Linked DNA regions of Homo sapiens: region 1 is linked to region 2. Evidence: chromatin loops called from intact Hi-C (ENCODE). Cell type or tissue: heart left ventricle. All regions are shown on one strand. Links, peaks and the distances in the headings refer to the core of each region. The heading gives the core; the rest is flanking DNA. Region 1 overlaps TBC1D16 (TBC1 domain family member 16). Region 2 holds the start of LOC124904071 (a long non-coding RNA gene).

The links. Peaks named below come from ENCODE experiments on the same cell type or tissue, not always from the same donor. Only the 100,000 strongest peaks of a DNase experiment are listed, where the experiment ranks them.
Region 1: it touches region 2 in a loop (2.0-fold over the local background); 22 of 110 quality-filtered maps call a loop at or near these places.

Annotation. Positions count from the first base shown.
Region 1 is chr17:79,969,331-79,972,135 of GRCh38, forward strand. All of the region lies in intron 3 of TBC1D16 (TBC1 domain family member 16), which reads right to left. Among named protein-coding and RNA genes, the nearest start is that of LINC01979, 44 kb to the left of the region's middle. In heart left ventricle, for the core only: a CTCF peak has its summit at 1,604 (motif pointing left); no DNase peak of the experiment used is centred there.
Region 2 is chr17:79,807,151-79,809,955 of GRCh38, forward strand. LOC124904071 (a long non-coding RNA gene) reads left to right here and starts at 1,447. Exons shown (of 2, transcript XR_007065928.1): 1 at 1,447-1,836. RefSeq lists an enhancer at 1,983-2,112. In heart left ventricle, for the core only: a CTCF peak has its summit at 1,700; no DNase peak of the experiment used is centred there; H3K27me3 peaks cover 2,500 bases.

The sequences.
Region 1 (2,805 bases), core at 281-2,780, 160 kb after region 2:
AGCCAACACTGCACCACTGCACTACTGCCTGGGCAACAGAGTGAGACTCCATCTCAAAACAAACAAACAAAAAGAAATACAAGTCAAAAACAACGTTGAGATACCACTCCACACCCACTGGGATGGCTATAATAAAAAAATGGGAAATAATAAGTGTTGGTGAGGAGGTCCTAGAGAAATCGGAACCCTCATTCCATGGTGATGGGAATATAAAATGGAGCAGCCAATTGTGGAAAACAGTTTGGTAGGTCCTCAAAAATTAAACACAGTGTTAACATTTGACCAAGTAATTCCACTCGTAGGTAGATATCCTAGATAATAGAAAATAGGGCCGGGCACGGTGGCTCATGCCTGTAATCCCAGCACTTTGGGAGGCCAAGGCAGGTGGATCACTTGAGGTCAGGAGTTCGAGACCAGCCTGCCCAATATGGTGAAACCCCATCTCTACTAAAAATACAAAAATTAGCCAGGTGTGGTGGTGCATGCCTGTAATCCCAGCTACTTGGGAGGCCGAGGCAGGAGAATCGCTTGAACCCGGGAGGCGGAGGTTGCAGTGAGCCGAGATCACGCCATTGCACTGCAGCCTAGGCAACAGAACGAGACTCCATCTCAAAGAAAAGAAAAGAAAAGAAAATAGATGTCTATATAAAAACATGTACACACATGTTCATAGTAGCATTATTCATCATATCCAAAAAGAGAAAAATGCCCATCAACTGATGACCAGATAAGGAAATCGTGGCATCCATACAATGGAATACTGTTCAGCTATAAATAGGAATGAAGTACCGGCCTGTTACAACACGGATGAATCCTGAAAACACGATGCTAAGCGAAAGAAGCCAGTCACAAAAGGCCACGTGTTCTATGATTTCATTTATATGAAATATCCAGAATAGGTAAATCCATAGAGACAGACAGCAGGTTAGTGGCTGCCAGGGCTGGGGAAGGAAGGGCTGGGCTGTGACTGCTAGAGTATGAGGTTTCTTTTTGGGGGGATGAAAATGTTCTGGAATCAGGTTGTGATTACACAGCTTCATGAATGTACTAACTGCCACTGCATTGTACACTTTAAAAGGGTGACTTTTATGCTATGTGAATAAAAGGTCACTATGCACCCGCTCTCTCCCGTCTGATTTATCTTGTACATCTCCCACCAAAGGGTCTTGTACAAAGCATGGCCTCAGAAAATATTTGTTCTGCAATAAAAAGTTCTGGGTGTCCCCCACCCTCTCAACCTGCAGACAACGAGACAAGGTTGCCACCTGTGTAGAGCTTCATTGTGGTGGGAAGTCAGGCAGCAAACGGTAAACGGGTCATGGGGTGCTCTAAGGGAATGAGCACAGGGTGGGAGGTGGAGGGGCTGGGCACGGCCACTCTAGAGAGGTGGACCTGGGGGTCCTCAGTGAAGCCTGCAGAAAGGTGAAGAGCTAGCAGAGAGCCCAGGGGAAATGCATGCCTGAAATAAGCTAAGCACATCAGAGAAAGCACCAGTCCTTGTACGAGTCCCAGTGCAAAAACAGCGCCACCCTGGAAACGGAGAGTCAGCCCGGTGCAAAAACAGCGCCACCCTCTGGAAACAGAGATGCAGTTTGCTCTTGCATTGTTGAGTTTTACGTTCCTCCCAGTGTGGGAATGGAAGTGATCTCATATTGTAAATAATTTTACATTAATATACACTCCCTGTATTTTTATTTTTTATTTTTTTTTGAGATGGAGTCTGTCTCCATTGCCCAGGCTGGAGTGCAGTGGCGCTATCTCGGCTCACTGCAACCTCCACCTCTCGGGTTCAAGGCATTCTCCTGCCTCAGCCTCCTGAGTAGCTGGGATTACAGGCGTGCACCACCAAGCCCGGCTAATTTGTGTATTTTTAGTAGAGATGGGGTTTCACCATGTTGGCCAGGCTGGTCTCAAACTCCTGGCCTCAGGTGATCCACCCACTTCGGCCTCCCAAAGTGCTGGCATTACAGGTGTGAGGCACCGCACCCGGCCCACACTCCCAGTATTTTTTAAGTTGCTTAACATTTGCAAGTGGTAAATAAATTCACGTTGTGGTTAAAAATTTTAAAAAGACTGAAGTGTGCAGAATCGGCATTGGAAGCCTGTCCCCCAGGTCATCCTGGTCTGGAAGCCCTGTCCCCCAGGTCATCCTGGTCAGCAGTTGAGTGACTCTTCTTCCAAAGTTCGTTCTGCAGGTTTACACACACTTGAAGGTATCTTCCCATGTTGCTGGTAGACACCATTTTGGAATAATGGCTCAGGGGCAATTAGAAAAGAAGAGTCTTTAACGTATTCTTCAACTTGACTCATAAAAGTAGAGTCAATCACTCTTCTCTACAACAGTCAACTTCTCTCAAGGAAGACCTGAGGAAGCTGGTGCCCGACCCACCAGGAGACATGGACCTCATAGGAGGTGAGCTGAGGATGTGGATAATTTGGACACCACTTGGACTGTGAGCTGCTGGGAGGTGTCAGACAGGAGCATCCCACGGGGTAGGGATGGGGGCTCTGGAAGGCTTCCTCTCGGAGCAGGTGGCATGGGGGCTGGCTGTGGGGGTCTTTGTGGGGAAGAAAGAGCCTGAGTGGGTGCAGGGACAAGGAAGGTCTGCGGAGGACAGGTCGGAGTGCTCTGAAAACGGCCCTGGCATTGATTTTTAAAAAGGGTCGCTCAAAAGAACTGAAAGCAGGGACTCGAACAGGTATGTGTACCCCGTGTTCACAGCAGCATCATTCATGATGGCCAGAGGCTGAAGCAGCCCAGTGTCCATCGATGGGTGAATGGAGAAAGAAAGTGTTGTCCCTGCA
Region 2 (2,805 bases), core at 249-2,748:
CACCACAAGATCAGGTCTCTCTCCTGGAAATCAGTGGTCCCACCTGCAGAATGGGCCAGTTCTTTCCCATTTTGTTGCTATGACAGGCATCTGTAATGGACCCACAGGATCCCAGGAAAGCAGGACTCCATACTACACACACACACACACACACACACACACACACACTTGCTGTTTTTCCAAGATGAGAAAGGAGTCCTAGGCTCGGTTTCTTCCGCAGCTTCTGTGGGTTCACGCATCCCCTTCCCTGGAAGGAAAGTTTCTGGGGCTGTCTACATGGCAGTTCCAAGGATGCCCTGGGAAGTGGTGTGTGAAGGGTTGCAGGGCCCTGGATTGTCACAGGGGGCAGGGCAGGGCAGAGGGTGGAGCTAGGCAGGACTGGAAGAAAGTGTGCAAGGGCAGGAAGGGGGTTGGATCTGATACCCACCAACCACTCATCACGGCATCTGCGAGGGAGTGCTGGGAATACCTGTTTCTACAGTGGCTCAAATGGACATGATGTGTTATGGTGTTTGTATCCCATTGGTATCTAGCCTGGCACAAGAGGGTGTACCAGAGTGCTGGGAGTGGACAGATGTAGCCACCATCCGCTGAGTGAGGGCTGCTCTGAGCCAGGCTTTGTGCTGGAGGTTTACGGGACTCTGCTTCTATTCCTCATCACAACCCTTAGAGGGAGGCTCCATTTAAAGATGAAGACACAGGCTCAGAGGGTTAAGTAACTTGTTAATGACCAAGTTAAGTCACAGGACAGAGCTCAACCTAAATCTGTCACCCAAGAGTTGAGGAGCCTAAGGGGAAGCTTCAGGGTAGCTCTTGCTGGTGTGGAACCAGGCACCTAGGGGAGCCGGGCATGGCTGTGCTGCGCTAGGGTTTGGAGCTTGGCATGAAGAGCAGCCTGTGGCAATGTCACTGGCTATGGCCAATCCCAGCCTTTGGCGGGACCAGGAGCTTAGCAGCCTGAGACCAGAGACCCACTGGCTTTTCCAGCCTCTGTCCAGCTGCTCAGGGAGTAGGACTGGCTGAGATCAATGGTAGTCAGTTTCAAGTCCCCATGCTAGGGCTCCTGGGTTCCAGGATTGACAAGCCACATTGACACAGAAGCCCATGCCTGGGCTGCTGCTGAGATGCACCTGCATAATGCATAAAACAGTGGATTGGGAATGAAATCCAGGCTTGCTCTGCCCCTGGCTAACTGGGTTACCTTGGACAAGTCTCTCTCTTTCTCCCTGCAAAACCAGCATTCGGAGCAGGCAGCCTTGGGGCCGCCAGTCTGGTCTCCATGTTCGACACCTCGAGATCATTCGTGTAGGCATATGAGGGTTTTCCTGAACCTTTTGGAAATACTTGTTGACTGTTGAGTGCTGACCACTGATGCACATGCCCAGGGCAGTACACAGAACCCTGGAGTTTGTGCCTGCCCAAGAAGCTAGGGACTCCTAGTAGGAGTGGCAGATTCCTGTCCCAGATACACCGGGTACTGGCCACCATTTTCCCAATGATGCCAGGCCCAGAGCTACCAAATACCTACTAGGAGACACAGGGTGGCAAGAGGAGGACTCCAGGGGAAGGCCTGTGTGACTAGGCTACCATTCCAGGCTCAACTCTGGCGAGGAACAATCTAAGGTGTGCTCCTCCCTCCAGCCCCACACTGCTGGCAGCAAGGCTGCAGCTCAGACTAATTCCAGGTACATTCTATAGGTGGCATCATGCTACTGGAAATGGCCTCCTTGGAGAAAGAGGCTCTCTTGTCAGCATCTCCAGGCACTGGCGAGCCGAGGCAAGGTTGACACAATCACAGTCTAAACTGCGCGGAGAAGGACACCTGAGGGGCGATGGGTATGTGCTGAGGGACAGTCCTCTCCATATTAGGGGCCACTGCTCCAGGTGCATAAGCTTCTTCCGTGCCATCCACCGGTGAGGCCTTGGGGCCTGTGGGTGTCGGGGGTCTCTCCTGCCTTCTGCCACCCGTGGGAGGTAAAGGCCTCACTGTGCACCTGGTGGGGGTGCTAGGCGGGCTACCACTAGGTCTACAACAGCATACACCTGCACCAAGTCGCCTTGCCACCAGGCTGCGTGAGAGAACTGGGTCAGTGCACCACGTGTCCTAGCCAGAGAGGCCCCTCCACACTCCCTGGACATCCTGGGGCCACTTTCACCGTCCAGACCCTTGCAGGGGCAGCTCAGACTCCTCTTCCGTGGGCAAACAGACCAGCCAGAAGTGGGGAGAGGGAAAGCAAGTGGGGCGTCCTGTTCGAGACGGACACTGAGGTCACCAGCACAGGCAGGCGTCAATCTGACCAAGGAGACCAGGATCTCAGGAGGCTTCACCCAGGACCCACCGCCCCTCTGGCAGAGAATCCCTGAGATGACTCCTTCCTTGCCCAGATCCGGCCCTGATGGCTTCAATCTTCCGAGCTGGGGGGCCTGTCCCCTATCCCCCCAGCCTCTTGCAGCCTGCCGTCAGGAGCAGGGCTGGCACAGCGACAGAGAAGAAAGGTGTGACAGCGACACCTCTCACCTCTCCCTTCCACCACCTGGCTGGCTCCAGGCCGCCCGCGCCTCCAGGGCACAGAGCCAGTGGGTCCTCGTGGCCACTGTTCCCGGCCTCCTGGCGCTGAGGCTCCACGCAGCACTCTACCGGCGCCTCCCCCCGGCCCCCGCCCCCCGCCCAGACCCTAGGGCTTTTCCCCTTCTCTCCCCCAGGCGTTCTGCTTGGTTTGCCGGGATCCCAGGCGTCTGCTCAAACTCAACACGGACTGGCTCACATTTTTTTAAACAAAAGCAATTAGATTTCAATCCCGGTTC